2 separate regions of the Homo sapiens genome follow, and region 1 is linked to region 2. Evidence: read pairs that join two places in POLR2A ChIA-PET (ENCODE). Cell type or tissue: PC-3. All regions are shown on one strand. Each heading gives the region's core, and the rest is flanking DNA. Links, peaks and the distances in the headings are about the cores only.

Evidence for each region. Peaks named below come from ENCODE experiments on the same cell type or tissue, not always from the same donor. Only the 100,000 strongest peaks of a DNase experiment are listed, where the experiment ranks them.
Region 1: POLR2A ChIA-PET joins it to region 2 with 6 read pairs; 3 of 35 experiments call an interaction of 5 or more read pairs at or near these places.

Annotation. Positions count from the first base shown.
Region 1 is chr4:163,634,491-163,650,936 of GRCh38, reverse strand. The region is part of intron 5 of MARCHF1 (membrane associated ring-CH-type finger 1); the gene reads left to right. Among named protein-coding and RNA genes, the nearest start is that of TMA16, 150 kb to the right of the region's middle. In PC-3, for the core only: no CTCF peak of the experiment used is centred there; no DNase peak of the experiment used is centred there.
Region 2 is chr4:163,687,433-163,703,878 of GRCh38, reverse strand. MARCHF1 (membrane associated ring-CH-type finger 1) reads left to right here. Exons shown (of 10, transcript NM_001394959.1): 5 at 3,016-3,066. It overlaps LOC107986325 (a long non-coding RNA gene), which reads right to left. Exons shown (of 3, transcript XR_001741915.3): 2 at 9,654-9,749; 3 at 6,165-6,233. Among named protein-coding and RNA genes, the nearest start is that of TMA16, 200 kb to the right of the region's middle. RefSeq lists an enhancer at 9,127-10,326. In PC-3, for the core only: no CTCF peak of the experiment used is centred there; a DNase peak (open chromatin) is centred at 6,558; H3K27ac peaks cover 716 bases.

The DNA of each region.
Region 1 (16,446 bases), core at 4,068-8,067, 52 kb after region 2:
TCATTATGAAAATCAAATTAATATTTTGAACTCCTGGCATACAATAAACGCAACATAGTGCTTCTTTCTACGACGACAACATATCCAGTTGTTTCAGACTCTGAGATTAGCAGGAAATAGGCAGTTTCATGGACATTCTAGGGTGGAAGACACACAAATTGACCAAAGGCTAACGAATACACATGGTAAGCTTAGACAGTGATAAATGCTATGAAGAAAATGAATTACCTATTGTGAAATTTTTTAGATATCTGTTTTCAGATTAAATAAATAAGTAAATGAAAAGGTTTTAATTGGCATTGTATTATTTTTCTGTGGAATTTAATTTTCAGCAACAATCTTAAGAAAGAAGAGAACTAACATAGTACATGTACTATGACACTTTACACCTGATTTAATATAAGCTTCATCGTCACATATAATGCAGGCAGTATTATCTTTATTTTACAGACAAAGAAACTAAGCCTCATTAAAATTCAGTAACTTTCAGGGGTCTTGAGAGCCATAATACTAATGAATGGCAGAGCAGGAATTCAAACAGGTTTGTCGGACTCCAAAGTCCTGCCACAAAGTCTCATGTTTTTTGAATACCTTAGTATTTTTCATTGTATAAATATTTACTTCTAACCTTTAACTTATAAAGTAGCTTTGTTTTCCCTTTTTATCCTTTTTATTAGTTGCATTAGGTTTATTAGTTTAATAACTACTTTCAAAAGATGTAAATGCTTATGTTTAGTTATAGAGATTTCCATACAGCTTTTTAAATATCAACTTCACACTTCTCAGTGTGACCTCAAAAAATACGTGTGTTTATAAACACCGTGTGCCATGGCCTTTTCTAAAATCTTCTGTTTACTCACTCATTGTACTGTAACATATTAACTTTAACACCTACCCATACCTTGTCATTAATCAGAGCTTACATCCTAAAGATCTACCCAGGACTATTTATTTATCTTCTTTATGAAAGGACTTCTGACTTGCTGAGTCAGAAATCACCTTCTCATAAATGTAAATGGTAGTACATATTTTTGTCTCTAGTAATCAGGAACTGGGTTGTGCTTATTCAGCTGCTCATTTTGCCCTTACCCTCACTTGGGTCCTCTCTAGGTTTCTTGAGGTGGAAACTAGATTATAGCCCTTCAGCAATTGTATCAGGCACACAATGACAGAACCAGGCATGAACAAGGAGAGACTCCACAGGGTATCATGGAAGGTGGTGGGGGTGGGGGTCAGTTAGCTGCATTTGAGAAAAAGTCCCATGCGGTTTTTTTTGTGTGTTCTGTTTATTTGTTCTTTTATTGTTATTCATTAAAACTATCAGACTAAGAAGTGATGAAGTACTTCTGGGGTCCTTCTGCAGATGGACCTACAGCCTCAGCTACTGGAGGCAAGCAAGGCTTAGAGTCTACATTGCGGATGCTATTTATATCCTAAAATCTATTTAAAATTTCACCAGATCAATCTCTGGTTGATAGATTTGGAAACAAAACACATAGATATCACCGATTATTTTTCCCAATAGCCTTTCTTTTGTACAATGTGTTTCGATTTACAACTCTCTGCCTATGAATTGCTCTTTCATTGTACCATTAGGCATTCCTGTGGGTTTAAAAGACAGTAAACTTAGAGTAGCTAGATTCCAAAAATACTCCAGGAAAATGTCCTTTTTGTATGATATAAGTCAATGTGAGGGCTCGAGTAGCCTATTTCAGTGCAGAGAATCTATTCATTTTAATGGAATATCCAGTCTAATGGAGCATATTGTGCTCAAAGAAAAACTCATTCTCAGGAATGTGCTGAACCAGGTACCTAATTCACCAGAAATAAAGTGAAGCTCAGCATATTCTAGAAAAAAAATAAATCACATAAGCCTTGGATCTCAAGCTATGCATTCAAATTAAATAGTAGTTTGCTTTCAACAACCATGATTATTTTTAGAAAAGCAAAAAATATTATCACATTGGGAAAATAGGTTGCAGTGAACTCCTTGCTCCTGTAAGGTTTTTTTTTTTCCCCCAAAGATTGTGTCTGTAGCAATACCTTGGAGGCATAACAGGGAAGGATGGAAAGGGATTTAAAAATTGTTGTCATTGTGCGTTTGCATGTTTCAGTTTTTTCAAACATCCAAATTCCACGTTCTTTTTTGATCTTACATCCATTCTTCTTTGAACTGCTATTTAATACTAGAGTTGTAATTTTATATATACGCTGTTATTTTATATATTTCTTCTCCTTCTTCTTCTCCATGATAATTTTCAGCTCCTTGTTTTTTTTTTTTCCAACAACATTTGCTTTCCTCTCTAGTTTTTTTTTTTTTTTTTAGCTCATGGGCTATAATTTGCTACCCCTGCTATAGAATGGGGGTACTATTACTAGGCTATAGAATGGCAAAGTGAATAACGTCTTCACAATTAACTAGAAGAGAGGCAAAAATGCTTAACGTGCCTAGTTTTATGCATCAAATTTATTCAAATGTTTAAGAAACAGTCAGTATGTCTTAAAATTGCTGATTCACCAACGTTCAGAATATGAATAAATTGAACACAGAACTCCTAATCCTTAGACAATGTTCTGTACATGTCCAAAATTAGTCTCACTAATTGTCTAACAATCAAGCCTAATATCTTGAAACTAGGAACTATATGAAGGTACATTTCTACTTGGTCTTAGTTTCCTATCTTTTAAGAAGAAAAATAATTTTTCTTTACAGTTAGCCTGGAAACATTTTTATTAACTAAATGATTAATTTCAAAAACTTGAATCCCTAATGGAAAGAGGAAAAATCCCAAGTTTTATTTTTATGTTAATAGAAAAACTTTATTAGGTAATATTCTTTCCTGTAGATCAAAACTTATCAAACACTTTTCTGAATTTGCTTCCTTTCTTGTGGGCAACAGAAGTTTGAACCTTCTCTTTTTTTCTTAGTTTAGCTAAAGGCTTGTCAATTTTGTCTTTTTTTTAAAAAACCAACTCTTCATTTTAATTATCTTTTCTATTTTTTTCCAACAATTATTTTATTTATTTTTCTCTGATCTTCATTATTTCCTTCTTTCTGTTAACTTTGGACTTCTTTTGTTCTTCTTTTTCTAGTTTCTTGAGATGAAACATAGGTTATTTATTTGAGATTTTTCTTAAATGTACATATTTATTACTATAAACTTTTGTCACAGAACTGCTTTGGCTATATCCTATAGTTTTTTGTATGTTGTGTTTCTATTTTCATTTGTCTCAAGACTCTTTTATTTTTCTTTTTATTTCTTCCTTCACTCATTGGTTGTTCAGAAGTATGTTTAATTTCTACAAATCTGCCAACTTTCCAAATTTCTTTCTATTACTGTTTCCTAGTTTTATACTATTGTGGTCAGTAAAGATACTGCATACAATTTTAGTCTTTTTAAATTTGTTAAGACTTGTTTTCTGGCCTGCTGTATGATTTATCGTGGAGATTATTTGGTGTGTGCTTGAAAAGAAATACATATTCTCATGCTGCTAGATAGAAAGTTCTCTATATATCTGTTAGGTCCATTTCACCTAAAGTGTAGTTCAAGTCCAGTGTTTCTTATTTATTTTCTGTCTGGATGATCTATCCATTGTTGAAAGTGGCGTATTACAGTCCCCTACTATTATTGTATTGCTGTCTATCTCTCCCTCCAGATCTATTAATATTTGCTTTCTATGTTTAGGTGCTTCAATACTGTGCATATATTATACATTTACAAGTGTAATATGCTTTTGATGAATTAACCCCTTTATCATTATATAGTGACCTTCTTTGTCTACTTTAACATTTTTTGACTTAAGGTCTATTTTTTCTGATATAAGTAAAGCTACCCCTGACGTCTTCATTTCCGTTTGCATGGAATATCTTTTCCCATCCCTTCACTTTCAGTCTATGTGTGTCCTTAAAGCTGAAGTGAGTCTCTTGTAGGCAGCACAGAATAGGGTCTTATTCTTTTATTTATTTAGCCACTTTGTCTTTTCATCAGATAATTTAATGTATTTACATTCAAGGTAATTATTGATAGATGCAGACTTACTACTGCCATTTTAGTAATTGTTTTCAGATTGTTTTGTGGATCTTTTGTTCTTTTCTTCCTCTCTTGCTATCTTCCTTTGTGCTACAATAATTTTTTGCAGCGGCATGTTTTGGTCCCTTTATCTTTTGTGTATCTGCTATAGGTTTTAAGGGTATTGTTTTCCTGACACTTCATAAAACATCTTTAACAACAGGTTATATTAAGCTGATAACTTAATTTCAATCACATAAAAAACTACATTTTTACTCCCCGCATACAAATATTTTATGGTTTTTGATATCACAATTTACATATTTTTATATTGTGTATTCCTTAACAAATTATCACAGCTATACTTATTTTTAATAGTTTTGTCTTTTAATCTTTATATTAGAGATATAAGTAATTTATACACCACCACTCCAGTATTGAGGTAATCTGAGTTTGACTATATATTTGTCTTTACTGAGTCTTTTTAACTTTTATATGTTTTCATATTATTAATTAGCATCTTTTTACTTGAAGAACTTCCTTTGGCATTTTTGATGAGGCAAATATAATGGTAATGAACACTCTCAGCTTTGTCTAGGAAAGTCTTTACCTCTCCTTCATTTCTGAAGGAGAGCTTTGCTGAGTATAGTATGCTTGGTTGCCAGGTTTCTGGGTTTTTTTTAATTTCATGTCAGCCTCTTGAATATAACATCTCACTCCCTCCTGGATTGCAAGTTTCTGTTGAGAAGTCCTCTGATAACCTAACGGAGGTTCCCTTGGATGTGACCAGTCTCTTATCTCTTTTTGCTTTCAAGATTCTCTCTATGAGAACTTTTGATGTTTGATTGCAAGATGCCTCAGAGTATTTTTCTTTGGATTGAACTTGTTTAGACTCCTTTGAGCTTAGGAATCTGGATTTACATATTCCTCCAAGATTTAGAAAGTTTTCAGACAGTATTCCTTTAAATAATATTTTTGCTCCTTTTTTGTTCTCTTCTCCCTCTGGAGCCTCTATAATTTGTATTGGGTTGGTGTAAAAGTAATTGCCATTAAAAGCAATATATTAATATGATTGATTGTGCCCCAAAGGACCCTTATTGTTTACCTGGCTCTTTTTATATTTATTCTTTTTGTTCCTTGAATTGGCAAATTTCAAATGATCTGTCTTCAAGCTTTTTAATTCTTTCTTCTCCATGATTGAGTCTGCTGCTGAAGCTCTCTATTGAGTTTTTTACTTCTGTCTTTGTATTCTTCAGCTTTATATCTTTATTAAACTTCTCATTGTGTTCGTGCATTGCTTTTCTGATCTCATTCAGTTGCCTGTGTTTTCTTGCACCTCATTGAGCTTCATTAAGATGATTATTTTGAATTATATTTCAGGCAATTTATAGATCACCATTTCTTTGGACTTGGTTGCTGGAACTTTATTTCTTTCTTTTGGTGGTGTCATGTTTGCTTGGTTCTTCGTTATCCATAGACTCGTTTGCTGGAGTCTCCATTTGAAGGAACAAGACCCTCTTCTAGTCTTTACAGACATGTTTTGGCAGGTTAAGGCTTTCTCCTATTAGGTTCCAGGTGTGATGTGATTGCCTCTAGGACTGCGGTTGTATGGGGCTGGAGTCAGGTCACATGGCTGCTACTGAGACTGCAATGGGGTCTGTTGTTGGCAGACCTGTTAGCAGTGCTCTGGTGGACATGGATGGGTCCTATCTATGTGGTCCCTAGGTGGACTGAACTATCTTCAGGACCTTGGTCTGTAGGGCTGGTACTGGGATGAGGGTCCACTTTTGAGTCTGAAGACAATGGGCCTGTTACCAGGTTTATGGATAAATGTGGCTTCCTCCAGGTTCCTGGGAGGGCTTCTGCTATGTCACTGGGTGGGTCCCTGGGCAGGCAGTACTGCCTTGGTTGTAACTGAGAGGGATTGGAACCAGGTCACAGAGCTGCTTCAGGGTCTACAGCTGAGACCAAAGTCATTCAGCCTATCTCTGGGGTATGTCTCTTAGGAGGTCACTGTGAAGGTAAGTCTGCTCTTATGCCACAGTTTACAGGGACTGGAGCTGAATTATAGGGACTTTTGAAGATGCACAGTGGGACCAAAGTTAAGCAGGCCAGCTTACAGGAGCAATGATGGACACTGGAACCATCTATGGACCTTTCAGGTCCGTTCATGGACAGAACTGCTCTCAAGCCACAGTTGAGATGAACTATAGCTGAGTTCCTTGGTTTTTTCGGGATCTGCTGTATAACCTAAGTTAGCTGGCCTGCCTGTGGGAACATGGATGGCTATGCTTCCCTCCAGATCCCTGAACAGGTAGAACTGCTCTCTGACCATAGCAGAGGGGGTCTGGGGCTTGGATTCAGTTTCAGGATCTGCTGTGGGACCAAGGTTGGCAAGTCTGACCCAGGGAGTCAGATGGGTGTGTCTCCCTCTGGGTCCTTGCGTTAACAGAACTGATCTCAGACCATAGCTGAGAGGAGCTGGAGCTGGTTTAGTGGGTCATTAAGTTGTCCACAATCAAGATTGAAGTGGGCAAGCCTGTCTCACTTTAGGTAAATCTGGTGCCTAAGTATGAATCCGCCCCCTCAAAATGACCCTCCTAGGTCTTGGGCTCCACTGGGGTTTCACAAACTCCTACTTGAATTCCAAGGCTCCCACAACAGTACATTTTGCAATGGATGGCTGGGAAATTATTGCTGCTATGAGGGAAAATGAGTGGTGGACCTTCTATTCTAACATCCTGCTCAAAGAATATAGCTTTTGAGAAAACAATATTTTACCTAAAATGGTTAAAACTTGCTTAGAAAAACATGGCATGAACAAATACGTAAAAATATTAGCTTTACCTAAATGTTATTAATTTTATAATTTAAAAAAAATTTTGAAGAGGCGTGGGCATTATAAGAGCACTACTGAAGTAAGAAAAACACATTTGAAGTTTAAGAAAGCATAGGAAAACAATTACACAATACTATTGTCATTTGTACTCTTACATTCCTTTCTTCATTACTCCTATCTCCATTCCATTCTATCTATTAAGAATATATATAATTTTCTTCCACATATTTTCTTTGGTGATTTTCTTTTTGTTGTAACAAAAAAACCTAAAAGCTTGCTTTGAAAAATCAAAAATTTTGCTTATCTTTCCTCCTCAAATAAAGGAAAGAATGTTTCAAGAAATGTAAATAATTGAAGTCATTGCTAATTATTCAAAACATCCCCTAGGAAATTACAAAAAGAGGAACAATAGCCATTTTCACTTTTAACTATTTCAAAGTTGATATTTGGGAATCATTTACTTATACAAATGTGTTTCTTTCTTGTACCCTGACATCCCCATTTTTAACAATAAGGAGAAAAACAAAATGTTAAATTTAATATTTTTAAGAACAAAATATTAAAATGTAGGGAGCTGGATGCAGTGGCTTATGTCTATAACCTCAGCTGCTTGGGAAGCTAAGGCAGGTGGATCACTTGAAGCCAGGAGTTTGAGGCTGCTAAAGCAGGAGGATCACCTGAAGCCAGGAATTTGAGACTAGCCTGGGCAACACAGCAAGACCCTGAATTTATTTTTATTTTTATTTTTATTTTTATTTTTGAGACAGGGTCTCACTCTGTCACTCATACTGGAGTGCAGTGGTGCCATCTCGGCTCACTGCAACCTCCGCCTCCCAGGCTCAAGCAATTCTCCTGCCTCAGCCTCCCGAGTAGCTGGGATTACAGACGTGCACCACTACCACTTGGCTAATTTTTTTTTTTTTTTTTTTGTATTTATAGTAGATACAGGGTTTTACCATGTTGGCCAGGCTGGTCTCAAATGCCTGACATGAAATGATCCACCTGCCTTGGCCTCCCAAACTGCTGGGATTACAGGCATGAGCCACTGCGCCTGGCCAACCCTGACTCTTAACATACATATATGTGTATATATATGTGTGTGTATATATACACACACACATACACATATGTATATGTATGTATGGAGATAATACCATATTTCAGTTAGTGCTTATGCCACATTAAGGGGATTTTATTTTCTATTTTCTTATTTTAATCTAAATACTTTCAGTCTATTGCCTAATAATTATAATAAATAATTCCATTCATTGTAGTCAAGTAATTTTTATCATAGCACTCCATAGATACAGGTGTTTTTAGGAAGATTATTTTGACAGACTCAGAAACCTATAGCTCTCCAAAACATGTTTAGAAAATCTGGAGTTCTGGAGGAACAAACCAGAAGGATAAATAGTATATCCTCTAAGTTCCATTAATCACCCATCCCTTCATTTTAGAACACACAAAACAATCTAATTGTAATAGTCATTATGGTAAGAACTTTACAAAAAAATCTAGCAAACTTGTCTCCTTAATGAAAAGACAAATATGCAATCAAGCCAACTAGAATGCAAGTCAATGATTTATAAATTCAATGAGATTCACCCAGAACCGAAGTGACTTTTAAACACATATTTTAAAGCAAATAGTGACAATTATACATATTAATTGGAAAGTAAATTCAGGTAATCTGCTACTCTACAGAAAATATCAACACTGACTGTTAAAATCAGGGGGAACTTAAAGAAAATTTATGTTAATAAAAAAGAACCAACTCTTTATTATCTTTATTAAAAGAAAAAAAAGAATGTATAAGTCTGTCTTTTCCCCTGGGGAGCAACAGAAACCTAAAATCAGGTCTTAAATTACCTTCCAGAGAAAGGCAAAAATAAGCCCAATCACTGGCACCGCCACATATTTATGAGCACCTGCGTACTTAAGCTCAGTTAAATGTGTTGAGTAATTTATCCAAATACAAAGTCACATTGCTAATTCTTTGTAATTTTGTCTAAGAGATCAGGAATTTTGCCTAAACAATACGATCACTGAAGAATGAGGCAGCATTAGCACTGTAGGAGTGGAGATGGAGGTTTGTGAGAGGTCCACAAAAATAGTAACACAACGTCTCCACTGGTGGACAGAAGACATAGGTGTTACATTGACCTTCAGTTCAACATCCTGAGAAGTTACACCCAGTGCCCATCAAAACAAAGAAATTAGGAAAGTCTGACTAATATTTAACTCCAACGCAGATAAGCCAACTTTCTTCTTTGTCTCACTAATCTCTAGCACCAGTCTGGAGAAGATAAAACCTACCAATAAGAAGAAATGAGATCAATGGAAATCAAAGAGAAGAAGACTAGCATAGAAAGTTGCCTTTTGTAATTCTTTGGTACTGCTAAATATATGCATCAGATTTGTGCTCCTTAACAAAAGTTCTACTCCTCTTAGGACTTCAGAAAGGAACATTCTGTTCCTAGCATATAAATATTTGCTTTGCATTGAAGTGAACTTAAATATATGTATTAACCCCTGTATGAACACAGGAATTAATATCTTCTTTGTAGCTTCCTACTTCTCGTCTTATATGTGGTAATTACAGAGTAGATGCTTGGTTTTCAGAACAAATACATCCCAAGATATTCTGAATATCACAAGAGTTCATTTCCTTTAGAAACTTTTTTTCCTGAAAATAGCCATAATTTTTTATACTATTATCAGTCATAATAACTAAATTACAGGAATTGTACTAACTTTAGTTCTTCTGTTTTTCCCTCATATAGTATTCTTATTTGATTTCCCTATGCGTTGTCAATCAAAATTAAACTGTCATTTTATTCTGGAAAAGTGACAGATTTTATAAAGTAACAACTTTGGTATTAAATGTTCTTTAGCTTCTGATAGCAGACACTATTTAGAAATTAGCATGTGAGAAATGTAAGAATGACATATTGTAACATTAAGTAAATGTAGTATATTTGCCAGATGTTAAAAATGACTTTAGAGACAATAGAGACTGCACTTATAGGTTGACATGATAATGAAGTTTTATGTTAAAATCATAAAAAAACAGAATTTATAAGTGAAGGAAGTATGAAAACTGAGACTAATATTATGAAGTCTTTTTTTAATTCTTTATCTTATTGCCCATTTTTAACCCCTTGGTGTTTGAAATGGAAAATAAATATTCTCTTCGCGATAGATAATATGTCAATAACCAAAAGGTGGCCTTAACCAATAATTGGCCCAACTTTAAATTATTACCCTAAAGATATATAAATTAACTAATCTAAAATTAAATGCAATTTTGCTATGACTTAAAGTGTCAATAATCCTGTATAAGAATCCAATTTATGCAGTCACTTAGGCATGAAGTTGGCAATTCATCTAACTTGGTGGATATAATAGAACAGATCAGGCTGCTAAATATGCTGTAGTTGGTTTGCTGAATTTTTTTTGGTATGAACATGGTAGAAATATGATTGGATATACTTTAAAATTTTTCCAGGCTAAAAGTATCCATGGCTATGGTCCATAGTAGTGAAAGTTGATATCTTAACTGTCCTTTTATATTTGCACTTGTGTGGACCTCAAAAGTTTCTTCTGATAGCTCTTAGCCCTGACTAGGTGTATATCTTTAACCAACTTCCTTATCATTGTTTGCCACCTCACATTTTTGATAGAATCTTCACTATGCATAAGAAGTTGTCTGACTTTAACTCCACACTTAACTAGTCACATGGATATGGCTTCATGGAAGCATATTACTGGGCATATAAAACTCTTAACTCATCTAACTCCTTATTGACAATCCTGTTGAGAGACACAGTATTTATAGAGTATTATCTGATGTCCAGCTTTTTCTGCTGTACTCTAAAATTGATTGCTGAATTAAGCTAGCTATTAGCAAAGAGAACTCTAGATCCCACAGTTTGTTCTCCTGTAGAGCTGCTTTTTAATGTGTAATCATCTAACCTAGTAAATCCAGGTCTTCTTGCTTCCAGTTTAAGTCCTATCTCAACCCAAAATCTCATTTTAAAAATGCAATTCCTATTCTGCAAGCACTGGTAAACTCTTTCATTAAGGTTTTCTTGGAGTGATCTGTGAGATGAGGGCATGGATGAAGATGAAGTTGGAATCAGTCCAAAGAACATGCCATAAGAATTCCTAAAGATACACTTTTCTTACCTCCATCCCCTAACTCTTCACCAACAAAATAGCTGTTCGTCTTTGTTTCATCCACAAAACTCTTAAAACTGATCACAGCTACCAGTCTCACTCTGTCCTTACTCCTCCTCCTTATTAGATCTTACTTTCTTTTGAAACTTTCCATTTGTAGAGAAATCTATTCCACCTCTCTTTCTTCCCTTAGTATACTCTGTCTGAAAGTCCAAATAGTGTGACAAAGACCTGGTAGACAAGCAGGGAAGATTTTTAGAAAGAGGAGGTGGGGAAGGGAGCTAAGCATAATTTATAATGAACAGAACAAAAACGTTCCAACACACATGTTCATTACTATTTTCTGAAGGCATAATGTCAAAGTAAAAATTTTTCTGTTACACTGAATTTTATTTTGGCATTATGCCATCAAAATATAATAAAGAACATGTGTTGGAAACTCCTTGCTTTACTCATTATAAAAATCATGTTGAACATAAATGTTTACCACTGTTTCTCTCGAAGAATCACCCAAAGATGAAACTTCTCTCTGGTCTCAGTACCAGCAATGTGCTTCTTCTAATTGTGCAGCTTGTTTTTATATTACGGACAGTGCAACTCATGTAATTATTTGTATCAGGGACTATAAAAATTACAACCTGATATGGATTATGGTTTCAGCTATGTACTCAAAGAAATAAATCTCATCTTTCCTGCTCTGATTTTCTGTGTCCCATTTGTGGTTAAATACACATAAAGTAAAATTTACCATCTTAACCAGTTACAGTTAAGTAGTAAGTACATTCACATTGTTGTGTAATCAAATTCCAGCACTCTTTTCCTCCTGTAAAACTGAAACTCTATACCCATTAAACAATAACTCCCCATCCCCCACTGCCCTCCAGTCTCTGGGAACTATTATTTTCTCTATATATAAATTTGGTGACTCTAGGTACCCTATGTAAGTAAAATCATAGACTTATATGTGACTTTTTGTGAATGGCTTATTTTGTTTAGCATAATGTCTTGAAGTTTCAACAATGTTGTTGCATGTAACAAGATTTCTATTCTAAGACTAATAAATATTCTATTGTGTGTGTATAGATAATATAGATATACGTATACATACCTTATTTTGTTTATCCATTCATCCATCGATGGACAATGGGTTGCTTTCACCTTTTGGCTATTGCGAATGACATTTCAATGAATGTGAATGTACAAATATCTATTAGAGATCCTGCTTTTGATCCTTTTGGATAGATACCCGGGAGTGGAATTACTCAGAAGGGGAATTATTTTCCTTTCTTGTGTTGCTATATAGAAATATCTGAGGCTGGGTAATTTAAAAAAAAGTAATTTGATTGACTCTTGGTTCTCCAGATTGTAGAGGAAGCACAGCACCAGCATGTGCTCAGCTTCTGGCGAGGGCCTCAGGAAACTTTCAATCATAGCATTAGGCAAAGCAGGCGTTAGTACTCACATGGTGAGAGCTGGAGCAAGAGAGAGAGGGAGGGTAGGTGCCGTATACTTTTAAACAACTGGATCTCACATGAACTCACTCATCACCAAGACGATGGGACTAAGCCATTCATGAGGAATCCTCCCCATGATCCATACGTTTTTCACCAGCCCCACCTCCAACACTGGGATTACATTTCTTTTTTTTTTTTTAATTTTTTTTTTTATTATACTTTAAGTTTTAGGGTACATGTGCACATTGTGCTGGTTAGTTACATACGTATACATGTGCCATGCTGGTGCGCTGCACCCACTAACTCGTCATCTAGCATTAGGTATATCTCCCAGTGCTATCCCTCCCCCCTCCCCCCACCCCACAACAGTCCCCAGAGTGTGATGTTCCTCTTCCTGTGTCCATGTGACCTCATTGTTCAATTCCCACCTATGAGTGAGAAAATGCGGTGTTTGGTTTTTTGTTCTTGCGATAGTTTACTGAGAATGATGATTTCCAATTTCATCCATGTCCCTACAAAGGACATGAACTCATCATTTTTATGGCTGCATAGTATTCCATGGTGTATATGTGCCACATTTTCTTAATCCAGTCTATCATTGTTGGACATTTGGGTTGGTTCCAAGTCTTTGCTATTGTGAATAGTACTGCAATAAACATACGTGTGCATGTGTCTTTATAGCAGCATGATTTATAGTCCTTTGGGTATATACCCAGTAATGGGATGGCTGGGTCAAATGGTATTTCTAGTTCTAGATCCCTGAGGAATCACCACACTGACTTCCACAATGGTTGAACTAGTTTACAGTCCCACCAACAGTGTAAAAGTGTTCCTATTTCTCCACATCCTCTCCAGCACCTGTTGTTTCCTGACTTTTTAATGATTGCCATTCTAACTGGTGTGAGATGGTATCTCATTGTGGTTTTGATTTGCATTTCTCTGATGGCCAGTGATGATGAGCATTATTTCATATGTTTTTTGGCTGCATAAATGTCTTCTTTTGAGAAGTGTCTGTTCATGTCCTTCGCCCACTTTTTGATGGGGTTGTTTTTTTCTTGTAAATTTGTTTGAGTTCATTGTAGATTCTGGCTATTAGCCCTTTGTCAGATGAGTAGGTTGCAAAAATTTTCTCCCATTTTGTAGCTTGCCTGTTCACTCTGATGGTAGTTTCTTTTGCTGTGCAGAAGCTCTTTAGTTTAATGAGATCCCATTTGTCAATTTTGGCTTTTGTTGCCATTGCTTTTGGTGTTTTAGACAAGAAGTCCTTGCCCATGCCTATGTCCTGAATGGTAAAGCCTAGGTTTTCTTCTAGGGTTTTTATGGTTTTAGGTCTAACGCTTAAGTCTTTAATCCATCTTGAATTGATTTTTGTATAAGGTGTAAGGAAGGGATCCAGTTTCAGCTTTCTACATATGGCTAGCCAGTTTTCCCAGCACCATTGATTAAATAGGGAATCCTTTCCCCATTGCTTGTTTTTCTGAGGTTTGTCAAAGATCAGATAGTTGTAGATATGCAGCGTTATTTCTGAGGGCTCTGTCCTGTTCCATTGATCTGTATCTCTGTTTTGGTACCAGTACCATGCTGTTTTGGTTACTGTAGCCTTGTAGTATAGTTAGAAGTCAGGTAGTGTGATGCCTCCAGCTTTGTTCTTTTGGCTTAGGATTGACTTGGCAATGCAGGCTCTTTTTTGGTTCCATATGAACTTTAAAGTAGTTTTTTCCAATTGTGTGAAGAAAGGCATTGGTAGCTTGATGGGGATGGCATTGAATCTGTAAATTACCTTGGGCAGTATGGCCATTTTCACAATATTGATTCTTCCTACCCATGAGCATGGAATGTTCTTCCATTTGTTTGTATCCTCTTTTATTTTCTTGAGCAGTGGTTTGTAGTTCTCCTTGAAGAGGTCCTTCACATCCCTTGTAAGTTGGATTCCTAGGTATTTTATTCTCTTTGAAGCAATTGTGAATGGGAGTTCACTCATGATTTGGCTCTCTGTTTGTCTGTTGTTGGTGTATAGGAATGCTTGTGATTTTTGCACATTGATTTTGTATCCTGAGACTTTGCTGAAGTTGCTTATCAGCTTAAGGAGACTTTGGGCTGAGACAATGGGGTTTTCTAGATATACAATCATGTCATCTGCAAACAGGGACAATTTGACTTCCTCTTTTCCTAATTGAATACCCTTTATTTCCTTCTCCTGCCTAATTGCCCTGGCCAGAACTTCCAACACTATGTTGAATAGGGGTGGTGAGAGAGGGCATCCCTGTCTTGTGCCGGTTTTCAAACGGAATGCTTCCAGTTTTTTCCCATTCAGTATGATATTGGCTGTGGGTTTGTCATAGATAGCTCTTATTGTTTTGAAATACGTCCCATCGATACCTAATTTATTGAGAGTTTTTAGCATGAAGGGTTGTTGAATTTTGTCAAAGGCCTTTTCTGCATCTATTGAGATAATCATGTGGTTTTTGTCTTTGGCTCTGTTTATATGCTGGATTACATTTATCGATTTGCATATATTGAACCAACCTTGCATCCCAGGGATGAAGCCCACTTGATCATGGTGGATAAGCTTTTTGATGTGCTGCTGGATTCGTTTTGCCAGTATTTTATTGAGGATTTTTGCATCAATGTTCATCAGGGATATTGGTCTAAAATTCTCTTTTTTGGTTGTGTGTCTGCCTGGCTTTGGTATCAGAATGATGCTGGCCTCATGAAATGAGTTAGGGAGGATTCCCTCTTTTTCTATTGATTGGAATAGTTTCAGAAGGAATGGTACCAGTTCCTCCTTGTACCTCTGGTAGAATTCGGCTGTGAATCCATCTGGTCCTGGACTCTTTTTGGTTGGTAAGCTATTGATTATTGCCACAATTTCAGCTCCTGTTATTGGTCTATTCGGAGATTCAACTTCTTCCTGGTTTAGTCTTGGGAGAGTATATGTGTCAAGGAATTTATCCATTTCTTCTAGATTTTCTAGTTTATTTGTGTAGAGGTGTTTGTAGTATTCTCTGATGGTAGTTTGTATTTCTGTGGGATCGGTGGTGATATCCCCTTTATCATTTTTTATTGCATCTATTTGATTCTTCTATCTTTTTTTATTAGTCTTGCTAGCGGTCTATCAATTTTGTTGATCCTTTCAAAAAACCAGCTCCTGGATTCATTAATTTTTTGAAGGGTTTTTTGTGTCTCTATTTCCTTCAGTTCTGCTCTGATTTTAGTTATTTCTTGCCTTCTGCTAGCTTTTGAATGTGTTTGCTCTTGCTTCTCTAGTTCTTTTAATTGTGATGTTAGGGTGTCAATTTTGGATCTTTCCTGCTTTCTCTTGTGGGCATTTAGTGCTATAAATTTCCCTCTACACACTGCTTTGAATGCGTCCCAGAGATTCTGGTATGTTGTGTCTTTGTTCTCGTTGGTTTCAAAGAACATCTTTATTTCTGCCTTCATTTCGTTATGTACCCAGTAGTCATTCAGGAGCAGGTTGTTCAGTTTCCATGTAGTTGAGCGGTTTTGAGTGAGATTCTTAATCCTGAGTTCTAGTTTGATTGCACTGTGGTCTGAGAGATAGTTTGTTATAATCTCTGTTCTTTTACATTTGCTGAGGAGAGCTTTACTTCCAATTATGTGGTCAATTTTGGAATAGGTGTGGTGTGGTGCTGAAAAAAATGTATATTCTGTTGATTTGGGGTGGAGACTTCTGTAGATGTCTATTAGGTCCGCTTGGTGCAGAGCTGAGCTCAATTCCTGGGTATCCTTGTTGACTTTCTTTCTCGTTGATCTGTCTAATGTTGACAGTGGGGTGTTAAAGTCTCCCATTATTAATGTGTAGGAGTCTAAGTCTCTTTGTAGGTCACTCAGGACTTGCTTTATGAATCTTGGTGCTCCTATATTGGGTGCATATATATTTAGGATAGTTAGCTCTTCTTGTTGAATTCATCCCTTTACCATTATGTAGTGGCCTTCTTTGTCT
Region 2 (16,446 bases), core at 4,851-8,850:
GAATCCAACCATGTTTAGTAGGATCAACTTTGAAAAACGATAATAGTCACAAAACAGAACTATTAATATCAGACACATTCATAGCAAACCAAAAATTAGAAACTTCTTGAAAATATTTTCAATAAAACTTAGGAAACTGGAAGTCTCTCTCCCTGTCTGTATACTATGAATGACATGCTGAAATCCAACATTACTGCTTAATGATCCTCTCCATTCCACGCAGACTTGTTAGGAACTCTTGTTGCTTCCAACTTTTATTGACCTACAAGGTCACTATAATTTGGGTGCCAGTAAGTTATGTTAGATTCTGAGATTCTGAGACAGCTTATTTTTAATCTAAGGTAAAGTAGTTAAACTGATTGTAATGAGGTATGACAACCATATTGACTAATCTTCAAAGAAGAGTATGACATTGCAATAGTAATGGGACAAGCCACCCAATTAATTAGTAGCAAATTGGACAGATTGCTTTGGACGTTTTCCAAGAGAGGAAATGTTTCTGGTGCTTTGCTTCAAAAGCAAGGCAAACCAATTTTCTTAATCCCCCTGGGCAGAGAATGATTTAATTTTTAATTTTTAAATTTTATGTGCCAGAATCAAAGGCAGAATTGCAAGATATAGAAAATAAGATGTTTATGTAAAAAAAAAAATTGTATAGTGACCTATGATGATCACCATGATTTTTAAAGAAAGCTCTTTCAGTGTTTCTTATACCTGTGAATTATAATGGAAATATCATAACTTCACAATTTATAAAATGTTTTCATTTATAACTCATTTGTTCCTTACACAGATTTCCAAGATATTATCTCCCCAATTTTACAATGAGGAAATTGAAGTCCAGGAATGTCAAACAATGTACTCCTGCCAGAATTAGCACATCACTAGAGTTCTCATTGCAAGGCAGTCTCTCAGTTTACATCACTGCCAGCACAGCATAGCGTACACCACTGTCCTACCACGTGTTAACTTTTCTGATGCACTTTCCTCTTCCATGTACTGGTGTAGAAACAATAGAGAACGTAGCCGTGGCAAAAAGGTTAACCTTTGCCTAAGTTTGTTTATTTCAATGCCTGACCTTATATTGGGAGAAAATAAAGCCAATCCATTTCAAGTTAAAAGATCCTTTGAAGTATTAAATAATCAATCAGATGCTTTTCCCCCATTAGATTGGCAGATGCTGGTAGAGAGTGTGGAAATAATATTCTTATTATAACTGTGTGGTGAACTCACACATTGTAAAGTGAATCTGGCCTTTCTTGTTTTATCTCAAAACACCATAAAGTCCCATTCAGTGTGAAAAATTAAGTAATCCTATGCAAAATTAAATTTCTTATTTTGCGTGATTCCTGTGGCAGCACCTTTCAATTCTAGTTCTTAATCATGTTCTCAAATGTCATGTAAATATAGAAAACATAACAAAATAACCACTGCTACCAGTCTCTCCCAAAGCCTATTATATTATGTGACTCTGTCCTACACAATAATGTGTCAAAATCCTAAATTTCACTGAGAAGGAAAGATGGATTGATTTTGTTTTCTAGTCTCTAGAAGAGGAGTTGAGACGTCAGTAGAAAAGTGCCTCCCTCCATCACCAGTGGAGCTAATCAGGGAAAAATGTCTGTGGTAGCATATACATTAATCTCCAGCTGGAGCATGGGGCTGTTATGAGCTGTAACTAACCGTATCGTTGTGACTCATCTCGGTCTGTAATAACATGCTCCACAGTGACATCAGTGGTTGTATGAGATGGATGTTGCATGTAAAGGAAAAAGTACTGTTCAGCTGGAATATCTGTAAGCCTGCACATGACACAGTGACAGTTTGCAGTGAATGCAGCCACTGTTTTTCTGCAATAACACATCTGCCATATCCTGTCATCACTGTGTCTCTAAAACTGTCTCAAGTAGTCATCATGGGCAATTTCAGCCCCACGGGTTGTTATAACAACTTAGTTCTCAAAAATGACCTATGTCAAGATGCATTGCAGTTGCCTACTCAGGCCCACTTTGGGGCTGAGTCCAGAAGTTAAAAAAAAAACAAAAGGAATTCTTACATTGGTAAATTATTTCAATGACAATGTTATGTCAGATCCTTTATAAACTTTTAGTATTCAGAATTGATTGTTCCAACAACATTTTCTCTACAGAAGTAGAGGTGTCCTTTGATCTTTGATCTCTTTCTACATGTAGAATGCATAATGCTTATAAACTCTGATTTTTCCAGTTGATCATCTATCAGCACATAATTGGCAGAGTAGAAAAAGTAGCTATATAATTTTCAGGAACACAATGTCTCTGGGCTTCAAACGGGAGGGCCCAACTACTTAAGGTCCATTTCTACTTTAAAATTATATGACCTTTTAAAAAACATTTATTCAAAAGCTTTTTTCATGCCTCTTTTCTGCTAAATAAAAAAATTCTTTAAGAGGAAAGAACTGAGGATATAAATATTTATAAAAGTTTTAAGTTTTAATTGAAACATATACAGTCAGAAGCATCTTAAATTTTAAAAAGTAAATGTTTTAATTTCAGAGTATGTAAAATAACAAAAAATAAATAAAATGCAGTTTAGAAGAATACGAGGTGGATGTATATAGCATATACCCAGCACAGAATATTTAATGATATTGAAAACCAGAATTGACTCAAACTTTCCTAGTTGCAAGGGCAAGAGGGGAAATGGTAGACTACAGTTTTACTGTCTAATTTTAGTGCCGAAGAATTTCAAAAATTTTTCTGGAGAAATAATTATTTCCTGGAAACAAATACTTGTAACCTGATTAATACTCAGATATTAATTGAAGCATTTTTAAAGTACACTAATATATATTAGAGAAATATGATTTCATAAAAGAAAAAAGCATTCTGTGTAAGCAATTAATATGTGTATTAGTCAAAACAATATAGAGAGCATTCACAGATTTCCTTGTGCTGTGGTTTCTCTTCTCAGTGGTACAGTATGGTGAAAGTACCATACCTTCTTTTAATTAATGTTTCCCATTTTATTTTTCAGAATGAAAAATCCCCAGGGCGATCTGCAAGTCGATCAAGTAACATTTCAAAAGTAGGTGAAGTACTCATTTTCTTGTTTGTTGACTTCTGCACTTCATGAGTTCACATAAATGTTTATAATGTTTAACCTATAATTGTTATCTGTGAGCAGAACACAAATGTGATTTGTTCATGGTTTTAACTCTTTTAAGCTTTTACTGTAATAAGAAGACATGATTTTACGCAAGAAAATAAGTAGGCTATTTTTTCTTTTTCCATGCTGTGTGCAAGAGATAATTTCCTTCCTTCCTTCCTTCCTTCCTTCCTTCCTTCCTTCCTTCCTTCCTTCCTTCCTTCTTTCTTTCTTTCTATCTATCTTTTTAGACAGAGTCTTACTCTGTCGCCCCAGCTGGTATGCAGTGGTGAGATCTTGGCTCACTGCAACCTCCGCCTTCTGGGTTCAAGCGATTCTCCTGCCTCAGCCTCCTGAGTAGCTGGGATTACCGGTGCCCACCACCATGCCCAGCTAATTTTTGTATTTTTAGTAGAGATGGGGTTTCGCCATGTTGACCAGGCTAGTCTAGAACTCCTGAGCTCATGATCCACCCTCCTCAGCCTCCCAAAGTATTGGGATTACAGGAGTGAGCCACCATGTCTGGCCAATTTGCTACTGTCATAGTATTATGTAAAGTATGTTTTTTCTCTCATTTCAAACACCATAGATCTGCCACATATCCAAGTTGAAACTATATCAACATTCATGGTATAATTCTTATGAATTTAATTTTTCTGGACTTTGGGCTGAACTCTGGGGGAATTTAACTATTTTTGTCACCAAGGCAAGTTTTAGAAATCAATTTGATAAAAACATCAGTTTGGCCATATTTAGAGGTTGTAGAGTCAGTGGATTAAAAAAAAAAAACAAAATATTCCCTAGACTGTATATAAATCTAAGTAGGACCCCAGAGTGTTGAAAAGATTATCGTTTGAGAGACATACTCTAGATTTTATGTTGCCTGAAAAAACAAAATGTAAGAGCTATTCTTTAAAATGAGTCGCCATGTGATATATACACCTGGTGCTTGGGAAGTGAAAAGTAATTTAGAGTCATTTGTCAAAATGGAAAACAATGACTTTCAAAAATATAATTAGAAGCAAGATGGATTTGTCACCATTAGAGATTCCATTTCAAGGCTTCTCAATTGCCAGGACCCCTCCACATTCCTGAAATTAACTTTATATTAGTAATTTTATATTACTTTCTTTGAAGAGGATCCCCAAAATAGTCATAATCTTCAGACATTAAAGAAAGTAGATCAACTTCCAATTTAGAGACGTTTTTGTTTTCTTCTCTTCTGTTTTCAGAATCAAAAGGCTTTATAACTCATTAAGAAAAAAATTGTGACCACAGTATCAACATTATCTTATGCTGGTTTCCAAAGCCCAGTTTTTTCAGGACAATGCCAATGGTCAGATAACATCTGCACACACACTGGGATGTTTATAGGAGCAGACCCTAATATTTTAATAAGAGTAAGCATGCCTGCCATTCCTCCATAGGGAGACCATATCTCTGTCTTGCAACACCATCCACTATACTAACATTCTTTAAGATAGTCTAGTATCAGTCAATGTGTGTGCTTGCAAGACATGCAGAGATGTGACAGACACATAGAGAATTGTACCTCAGTGCTTGGTAGTGAACATTTCTAATTACATTCAAATCTATGTCCCTTCAGAGATATTTGAGAGGCAATGTGCCCTACTGGTTAAGAGCACTAACTCTGGAGAGTAAGGATCTGAGTGTAAGTCACCGCTGTGTCGCTTCCGACTTACATGACCCTGAGATGTTCACTTTACCTTCCCGAGACACAGTTGCCTCTTTTATGACATAAGGATGATGATAATATCAGTCACCTGAAGGAGGTTTTCTGAAGTGGTTATAAATTAAAACAATGCCTTTCAAGTATCTATCACCCTAGTTTCACAATGAAGAGATTTGCCTAAACCAAAGAACTCTGTCATCTGTCTCAACTTGAATACTAATGTTGAATAAGTAATGACCAAAAAACTTGTAAACAGTACTGACAACGCCTTTGTCACACCAAATACTGTTTCATGATCTAGGGGTGAAATTATATCTGCATTTCTAAACTGCTCTTTGAGTTTTACTTAATCCAGCCCGTTTATCATGTTTTAGTATTTAATGCTTTAAGAAATCAAAAAAATCCACAGTCTAGTTTCCCTTCTATGAGTTCTTCTTCAGGGTCTGGTATGTATTAATTGTACTTCTGTGTGGGAGACAATTAATTATAAAACTGCATCCTATTTGGAGAGAAATAAAAAAACTCTATTCTTAAACATAACTTAAATTGTACCACAAACACTCAACCATCAACCAGTGATAGGAATAAACAGATTTCAGTGCACATGAGTTTACCTATTTAAACCAACTTAACTTTCCTTTTATGTTCAGAATGAGTCACAATGCTAAATATGTTGTTGAGTCCTCACTACTTTTTCTTAAATTGATAAGTGGAAAACTATTCATTGACTACATAATTTTTCAATCATGAAGTGGCCAAATCTAGAAATACTTAAGTTGTTTAATTTGTAAAGCATTGGAGAGGAAAAATTTAACATTGGAACCAAGATTTTTTCCTTAATTTTGTCAAAATAACTGCTTATGTTGAAAACTGTGAGCATTTCTAGTGTATGAGAATCAGTATAATGGAGTGATTGGATGGACAGCAGAGTAACTCTTAGGAAGGTTATTTAACATCCCTAGTAAGTTTGTCTGTAAAAGGAGCATATATATTAGTATCTACCTCTTGCAGTGGTGCTTAGAACAGTGTTTGGCCTGTGCATTAGCTATTTTTATTATGGGGTTCTTAATATTTTTCTATCAGTGATGGCTTCGAGCAAGTGCTCAATAAATATCTTTTTCAGCCAATAAATTGGAACATGGTCTATAATATATGCAATGTTTTCTAGGTGTAATAATAATAAAATGCAGAGTGGACAGGATTAAGGAAAATGTTAGTGATCTGAAGTTATTTCCTTAAAAAATGCATATTCCTATTTCCATAAAATGTATACATATATTCAACAATAAATAATAAATTGTCTTATGTCAGTAATAGTATTACTCATAATGGGTGTCTTCCTTACCTTTTATCTGCTTATGCCATCTCCTGTCCTTAGACACAGGAAAATCACAGAGAGTACAAAGGACTCCATCTAGAATGGAATGGCAAGATTATCTTTTATATTTCTAAGTCTGCTTTCCTGCCTATTTCTTGCAGTTCTTTAATGAATCAGACTTTCTCATCATCAACATTAGTTGAGTGTCACATATCAGAAATCTTGTTCTATACTGGGAATTATGGAGTAATAATTTAAAACTTTCCTTCCCCATTCCTTAGTGAGCTTACAGTGAAACGGGGTAACTAACAGTGCACAGAAGAGTTCACATAACAGGCATGAGACTCCTATCCTGAGAATAGCCTGTGGCAAGATTAGCCCTTGGCTGACATCTGGAAACTTAGATTCCATAAGTAGTGCTTCACCCTACCTGTTAAGGATGATTCACTGTGCCTGAACTGCAAACAACACAGCTATCCTAAGCACATGCCTTCCTTGTGGGAGTCTGGAGTCTTGGTACATGTGGTTGCCTACACCCTCAGCCCCCAGTAAAAACTTTGAGCACTGAGGCTCTTACGAGCTCCCCTGGTGGCAACACTTCTTCATATGTGTCGTCAAACTCATTGAGCACATCCCAGCACACCCTGCTGGGATGAATTTCTGGAAGCTTGCTCCTGGTTTCCTCTGGACTTCACTCCATCACTCCCTGTGCCTTTTCCCTTTGCTGATTTGCCTTGTATCCTTTGGATACAAGGATACAAATAAATCACAGCCATAAGCATGGGTATATTCTGTCCTGAGTTCTCTCAGAAAGTCACTGAACCTGGGTGTGGTGAATGGAACCCCTAATATGCTACCTAAAAAAGAAGTATAGACAGAAGCTATGGGAATTCGGAGAGCCATCACTTCCATCTAATTGGGACAGGGTAGCAGCAGAGAAAATTTCTTAGAAGCATAGTATGTAAAAAGGCACTTGAAGAATGGGTGTGAATTGATCAACTGTCAGGGAAGGCTGTTTAAAGGGTTATAAGTCCAAGCCATGGAAGCTAGAAAACATAGATCATAAGGAAGAAGTTATATAAAATACTTTGTAAGGGTTTTTGAGATGGAACTTTAAATAATAGAATGCATTATCTTCAGTCTAGTCATAAAGGTCATACAATCTCAATCTATGTGAGACTGTCAAGCTCAATGAGTTTGACAGCTCATGTGAAGAAGTGTCACCTACCAGGGAAGTTCATGAGAGTCTTGGTGCTCAACAGCAGTCACTGAAGTGTCATCTGGCTTAGAAACAGAGAAATTGATCTAGAACCCATCAAGGTCCTTGAGACTTTTCTTAATGAGTATGTATGAAATGGAACATTATTATTTTTGCCATTCAGGACTGTGTCTTATAAACATGATCTTGCTACTGTGAAAGTAAAAAATTCCAAACATGGGATAAATAATAAATGTGCAATTGCTCGTGAACATCAAAAATTATATCTCCTAAGTTTTTACCTCTGGATCTTTGTACCATATATTATTCAACAGCAATTATACTTTGAATTTTATGGTCCTTGCAAAATTTACTTTTTTATTAATTTATATTTCTAGTTTGTCTTAGTAAATATAAGACAGTTACACCTATGATTCTCTCTTTCTTTCTCTTCTTTTTTAATTCAAGTAAGGTTGGTGTGCCTTGGATACGTTACAGTTGATCCAAAAGCTACAGATAAGTTATATAGGTTTACTATAGTATATGTGAGATTATCAAAATATCTTGGATGTGAAAAAGGCAGCTTTCAATTATCCATCACTTAAGTTTTTAATACTTTTTTATATTAGTGCTTGTTACTGCTTTTTAACACACATATTACTCACAAATAGGTTCCTCAAGAAGAAAAGTCAGCCAAATCTTGCCTTTTATTTCTTCTAGGGTAAAGGATCATTACATTTAACTAGCAACAGTGTAATATGTATCTCCCAAGAAAAACCTTTCAAAAGCCAACTGTCAAAAGGAAAGAACGGCTTGTACTTCCAATTCAAGTCAACAGAATTTTCTTTTAAATAAAATCCTTTGCTTTTTGGTGTGTGTAGGAAGCAGCTCACAAAATCTAATCTGTTTATGAGAAGAAATTCAAAAGCCACTAGCTTAACAAAATGATATTTCAGTTAGTTTCCATCATTTCCTATTACATTCACTAGACTTCATTTACATGACAGAGAGTCATTTCAATTCTTCAGTTAGTCTCTACCTTAAAATATCTTACAAAATTTCAAGGTAAAGTTTATAAAATGTGCACACCAGTTAATTCTGCAATAAATAAAGATGCATGGGATAGTCAGTACAATTTCAGTACAATTTACTCAACAAATATTTTTTGATGACGTACTGTGTACAAGGTATTCTATGGTTCACAGCATTTTAAATAGGTGTTTTCTTCTGATCCAATATATACTTTAATTTTACTTCTGTAAATCTTCATCTCTCCATATTTTTCCAGACTTGCCTTTAAGATCCCAAAGTACTTTCCAGCAAGGTCAAGGTGAAAGTGTTTCTTATGTATAAAATGTACTGAGAATTCTTTTCAGCTGAAAACCTGAGCCAAGTGTTTGCACCTCTGAACAGGTGTTTAATGTTCTGATTTATTGAGAGATCCATTTTGGTTTGCTAACACAATGGACCTATAAATCATCTATCCCTTCAGACTATATACCTTTAGAGGGTAAGTTTGGTAGGTTGATGAAGTAAAGTAGGATATATAATTAGGAAATAACTAGAAATGAGGTGGACTAATTTGAGGACTTTCAGAGACCCTGAGTTAAGGTCTGTCCTGAGACCAAAGTTGAGGAAATGGGTATAAATTTAGTTTAATTATTCAAGGGAGAAGATAAGAAAGTCTGAGACCTTCTTATGTCCTGAAGCATGTTATTTATATACACTCACTCCTTGGGCGATCTCATTTAGCCTCATAACTTTATATATAATCAATAGCCCAACAGCTATCAAGATATTTTTAGCTCAAATCTCTGCCATAAATTCCAGACTCAAAATGGTAATCAAATTTCCCACAAAATGTGTAATAGGAATCTGTCTTAGGTCAGGTTTATCACAGCAGATCCTGAGATGATAATTTTTTTGCAATGACTCACTATGAGAATATTCCTAGGACAAGACATCCAAGGAGTAAGAAAGGCAGCCCAGGGAAGAGAAAGAAGTCAGAATTTCCCTGCTCCTGCATAGGGATTCTGGAATGTAAAATGCACTTCACTTTGTCCCCTCTTGAGGCAAGGGAGCAAGGCTTTCATCCTCCAGTATTTGCCATTCATTGGCTCAGGGTCATTCAGGGTGAGAAAAACTCCCAGCCATTTTGATTCTCTTTACATGCAGGTAAACTGTCCAAGAAGCCAAAGGGAAGTTTTCCAAAGAGAATTGCAGTAGTGGGACTTTAGAAACAAAAGCACCCAGAAGCCAAAGGAGATGTGTACTGAACCAGTGAGAGGGACCCAAAGGGATTTTGGTGGAATACTCACAGCACCTGCTGTCGTCCATCCTTTGAGCCACCCAGATCCACATGAACTCATTTCATCCTGTCATGGATTTGTATAGATGATGATTGGCCACCGTTTCTGAGGAGAAACTTAAAAGACATTGATTAGCCGAATGGGCTCTCACTACTTGCAGCTGCAAAGTTATAACTGATTCATCATATCCTTCTTCTGACTCATTCCAAATATCCTTCATTCTTGATGATCACTTCTGTTAGTCTAAGTGGCTTGCTGGTGAAGTGTCTCTGACCTTTGAACCTTATCATGCTGTAGTTGCTGTAATCACTTATTTGAAGTTAAACCTGGGTGTGGGTAAACGAAAATATGCAACAGTGGATTTCCGCAAATTTCAAAATATTTCTTGCTCTCCCAAGTAGCAGCAACCCTACTTTCTTATAATGAGTTAGTTCCATTGTTCAATAAATTGCTGCTCTGCCTACTGGACAATATAACATGTGTTATTAAGCTCATGAGGGATAGTTCCAGTCATATGGTCAACTGATGTCCATACAAAGGCCTTTAGTCTTACTATGGCCAGGTAGCTTGTTAGGAGCTGCTTTCCAAATGGTGAAAGAACTATGCTGCAATAGTATGGCCTTGATCCAGAACACTAGGGTTTTCACTGCAGTTCTCCATTCAGATTTGACAGAGAGCCCACATTGCATTTTTATTTATCATGGTACCTCTAGTAGTATTGCCATTTATTATTGCTGTGGCATCAAGGGTGCTTGTATTGCAGCTGATATTGCTGCAGAACCTTCTATCATTCTAGGCCCCACTCAGAACTGCAGCTTTCTGAGTCATCTGTTAAAGAGGCATCATTCCAAAATGTGGTTTATGCTGTGTTTAAAATTCAAAGAGTTCTACCAAACAGCCTGGGTCCTTCTTGATAGTAAAGTAAAATGCAAAATTTGGTCTTAACTCTGGAAGAAATGCACTAGCATGCAGTAGACTACAGAATTTCTAAAAATTTCACTGATTTGTCCAGCTCCTGAAGATACGTTCGTTTTATTTCCTACTCTCTGGGACACAGATATCCTAACAAAGCATTCAGATTATTGGCCCTTCCTGCTCATTAGACCTCATTATACCTGATGATATCATAAATACAATGGACTGTTCTGATATTTGACAACCACTGGACATTTGAGTCTACCTCCTATCTGTTTTGCAAAATATCCCTGGAACAGGACCATGATTGTATATTAACGTCCATGCCAGATGAATACAAACTGCTTTTGATCCACATTTATGACAAATATTGAAAAGAACACATTCGTGGATTAATAGCCTCATACCACATGCCAGATATTGTGTTGTTCTTCTCTAGTAAAGATATTACATACCGCACACAACAGCTTCAGTTAGTGCTTCTACTTGGTTGCATTTGCCATGATCTACTGTCATTTGCCTGACCTACCAGTTTTCTACAGGGAACAGACCGAGAAGCTAAATGGTGACATGGTGGAAACAATCATCCTTATATTTTTTAAGTCTATTTTTCATACAACAACCAAAATGATCCTTTCCAAATATCAGTTAGCTAATGTCTTGCTGCTGTTCAAAACCTCTAATGGTTTTCTATATTACTTGAAATAAAACATAAATTCTTTCAGGGGCCAAGGAGCCATAATCCAGCCCTGTGGTATCTCGCTAATTTTCTTCTCATTCTTCCTCTTAATAACTCATGTCCAGACACACTGACTTCCTCTTGTTCCTCAAGCATAGGTTTTGTTTTCAGGGCATTTGCCCTTCATGCTGCTGCTGCCCAGAATGCTCATTGCCCACACAGCACTAAGATTGGTTTCCTTGTCTCTGTTACATTTCTACTCAAATACCACTTTATCAGTGAGGACCTATTTCCTTTGCTACTTATTTTTATTTAAGAATTTTATCATAATCTGCAGTATTATATATTTTTTATTGGTTTAACTTCTATGAGGGCAATAACTATTTCTTCACTCAAGGCTGCTTCCTCAGCCCCAGAAGAGGGACTGATAAGTAGGACACACTCAACAAATATATGTTGAATTAATGAATAGAGCCTGCTTTGTTTTGTTAACTTATAATACATAAGTTCTTAACATGGGATCTGTGGACTTATGAGCAATGATCCTTGGGCCACGCCAGTCCGTGAACATGTGACCAATACACACAAGCTTCCTGATCCCGTAGGGAACCTCTGCCAGACAAATTGCACCACATGTTAACCCTCTCTTGAGGAAAAGCAGTCAGTCTCCCCATCTCTGTCAAGCAGCTATTGGCCTGTTGGGGTAGGAGAGTATATAGACTTTTGGCTGAGAAAGTTCCTGTTAGGCCAAAGGTGATTCTCCAGAGAAGGGAGTAGCTATGATCATCAGCCACACAGCAGCTGGGTAATGTGGGCACTGGCCTGTAGTAAACATCTGCGTGGGGAAAAACCTCCACCATTGATGACTGCTTGGACCACTGAGATCCATTTAAGTTTCAAATTAAGTTTGTTTCACCTCAACATAGCTTCTCCAGGATTTTGGTTGGTTACAGTTTGTAGGAAACTTATAAGAAAAGGTTAAGTGGAATGAAACAGAGCCCTCATTGTTGCATCTGGTTCACAGGTCATAACTGATACTCACCATTGTTTTCACCCATTCATTTTAGATTCCTTTCACCTTTTTCCAGCACTTATGCTGCTCTGGGTAGCTTGCCTGAGAAATCTGAGTCCCTGGCTGCCATTCTCTTATCAGGCCATAATTTCTATATTTCTCCACTTACAGCCACACTAGTGCGAGGGAAAGAGATGTCCTAGTATATCACTTGAGGGACATATGTATTTCTCCTGTCACCATTATGTGGCAGAATTTTCTCATGCTGTCATCCATCACCAACATCTGAAGTCTCAGTATCTGACCTACTAACATGGGGCAGGATTCTGCCTAACATGGTCTCTAACCCAGGGATTCACCTTATAGCAAAAAATGGTGTGGCAGTGAATATATGATCATGACATTTACTGGGATTAGCACATAGCCTACCAGCCAGATGCTGCCGGCCTGATACAACAATTCGATAGCCTTTTGAAGATGCTTGAGAGGCATCAGCTTGGAAAAGGCACCCTGGGAAAATGGAGCTAAATCCCTCAGGATGCAGCATATTTTTTGAATCCACAGCCATAAAATGACGCTTTGCCTTATATACTTATAATACTTGGGCCCAAGAACTAACAGGTGCAAGTGACCCTGCTTATCATCACTCCCAGTGGTCGCCTTGGGGAATTTGTGCTTCCCACAGCCAGCGCTTTGGGCTCTGCAGGTTTATAACTTCTGGTTCCCAGAAGGAGATGTAACGCTCCCAAATGAGAACAAAATAAGAGTCCAATAAGCCTAAAGCTTTGATTGATGCCTGGCACTTTGAGCTTCTTATGATAGGAGCCTAGCAAGTCCAGCAATCTGTTACCATTCTAGCTCGCTTTGGTTAGCCTGTTAAATTATGTCTAAGGCTTCCTGTTGTATTCTGGCAGTGATAGGGAGAGGAGAGTATGAAATATATCCCCTCCTTTTTTCTTCAGTAATATGGTCCTTAAATTGTGTAATCTTTATTTATTTGCTGGTTTCTTTCAGCATTAGTCCACATTCAGCTTCTTCAGCCTTTCAGTAACTGGAAGAATGGGAAGCACTTTTTAATGTACTTTTATGTGAACAATGTTTGGATGGCCTCTGAGGAAGGGCTCCATCTCTCGAACAACAACATTTGGCTTCATGGTTTCTAAGGACTTCTTTCAACTCTACCTTTAACTATTGTCAGTGTCTAAAGCCCTGAACAGAATGCCCACTAAGAAGCTAGGATCAATAACATTTTATCTCCTCCAGCACTGTAACAGACAAATACAGTCTTCTTTGAATGTTTAATAAGCTTGCATTCTATTGACACTGTGAACATCTCTTAACAAGAAGACTCTTTTTTGAGGGAAGTCCAAGGTCAAAGCAATTTTAATTGAAAATATTTTTGTTGAAAAACTACATTTGTGGGGTTGAAATTCAGAAATGAGGCTGCAAGTTGGCTCACAAATCAAACACAATGGGACATGGGATTTCTGTTGGCAAGTAGTCTTCATGCTCTGTGTCTCCTTAGCTGAAGAACTCTGGCCTATCACCAGGAGTGTAGACAGCTCAGGTCTCTTGACACAATCCCCAGCCAAGTACAGGCTCCCAAAAACCTCAGAAAAAGGGGTCATGCCAACCACATACTGGGTGAGGACAGGCAGAGCAAGAGCTTAGAGCCAAGATAGTAAGAAACACTGGCAGGGGCAATCTTGACATATAAAATGGACCATTTTAATTTAATTTAAACTCTTTGATAGGGCATTTTAATATGTTTTGTAATTTCCTTTTTTACTATAATATAAATTAGTAGACTTATGACATGAATTTAGGATATCGTGTATTTTAAATATGCCAGATGATGTGAATAGTTCTTACTCATCCCACACATGATAGGACAAGTCTTTCTCCAAGAGTCTGGTCCCTGAAGGTCAAGATGAAAAAGGATTTACTTTAGGAGATGCCTGGGAAAAAAAAAAAATCCACGCAGGTGAATTTACAGTAACAAGTAGTTAGTTATTGACTCTAGAACTGCACTATCCAGTATGGTAGCCATTAGCCATAGGTGACTATTTAAATTCAAACTAGTTGCAATTATATAAAATTTTAAAAATAAGTTCTTCAATTTTGCTGGCCACATTTCAACAGTTCAGTAGCTACAAGTGCTTAGTGATTTCCACATTGGACAATATAGCTATGGAATATTTCTATCATCACAGAAAGTTCTATCAGACAGATATTACTTCTCTAGAAAACATGTTAAACTTTTCTCTAGGAAGAAGTGAATGGTGCCTAAATATTTTCAGTACAGCTAGAAAAATAACCCAAATCTGGACAATATGTGATGATGTTTTCAAGTTCTTACATCCTAATACTTGCCATTCAGCTTTGGTTGAATTAAGGTAATATTTTTCTTAACAAGAAATACTGAAGATTAAAAACTATTGACCATAAATGGTCCCCAGAGAATTAAAGAAACATCTCTAATTGTTGTAACTGTGGTATTGTGGTAATGTTGGAAGTTGTTTTTCCAGGCCAGCAATAAAGCTAATGTGGGTCAGTATTTGCATTTCATAATAACTCAAAAGCAATGAATAACATGGTTTTGTGGTGCTAGGGATGGAACTCATTCCTTGCCACTGACCATCTGTCATATTATACCAAGCAGAAACTAAAACAACCTTGCAATTACAGTTGCTTTTCCAACAGAAGGAATTTATTTTAAACAAGACTGATTCCATTTCATTTATTTCTAATTTTTGCAGATACTCAATAATTCAGTATAACGAATCTCTGATGAAATAAGAGCATACATTCAAAGTCTATCCGTCCATCATTATAGTTTTCTAGGATTTTGGAAGGTGGCATAGAAGACAGTACTCAGAGAGGAATGAATGCTCTCTACTGATACTCTTAGCAATCATTATTTTCTCCGTCTGGATTTTCTTAATTAAAAACTCCGTGCAAGAAAAGTTGTTCTGAGGCCAAATTGGTGTATCTTAAAAAAAATCTGTGAGGTTGATGAACTATACAAACATTCTTTAAATTCATATTATCTAACATAGTAGTTTGGAGGTTGTATCTTTGAGTTTTTCACTTATTTTAAGAAATAATTTTATTTTGCAGATATTCTAACTATGACAATAAGCCACATTTAGATCCATCATCAATAAAGATTGATCACTCAAAGGCTTGGACATATTTTCATTCAAAAACCTCAAGTAAATTAAAGGTGCAATGTTTGAGTTGTTAAAAGTCAAAGAAGTCAGGTTTTTAAAATCATCTTTAATCCATTTAAACAAAAGATGATACGTTGATATGGTCTTCATAGGATTACACCATCTCTTCTTATTATCTCATTTTATTTCTTATATTATTAAGTACTAATGAGCTATTTTAATTTTTTATAACTTCAGCTTTTTTTTTCTTTTTTGTTACAATTGAGTCCTGCTTTTTTGCTTCTTTCAGAAGCTATCACTATCATCCAATATTTGTTTTTCGTGTGGTTTATCACCCCCTATTTTTGAGCTGTTTCCATGTGTCCTACAGTGAGGATAATGTTGGCAGCTGTGTTGTTAATATAATTAATGTGCATAGCCTATTTGGATTGACTAGGCCAAATAAATCCACTTTGAGACATTAACTACCCAATTGGGCTGTCTTTGTTGATCAGATTAACTGGATAATTGTCAAATCTCTATTGCACTAATTACTGCAGAGTCACATCATGTATTCCCTCATTCGATTCTCATTTCATTAAAATTTACAGCCAAAGCTACATGAAGAAATGGTGACATATAAATACATATAAATAGACCAATTTAAGATGGAATTCAATAACCATGTGCATTGTTTCCCTTATTGTCTTTCTACTGAAATAAGAAAGGGAAAGTTATAAGAAGGCATCCTTCTTCCTGTCACCAGAGAGAGGGTGAACCAGAAGAACTCTATATCCACTATACCTAAAACCCATAAAGATAACTTCCTCACAACACATTGAAATTCACAGACTTAATGGCTCTTTATTTTTACCTTTAGCAAATGAAAATATAGTAATTAATTACTTTTTGGTTCATCACAGGCCTTTAATCTACCAGAAAAAAATTAACTGATCTTTAATAAATTATTTATTTTTTCAGCAAAGATCTTTTGTACTTGGTTTGTGCTACATTAAAAGAATATGACTTTGGACCATCCTGGCC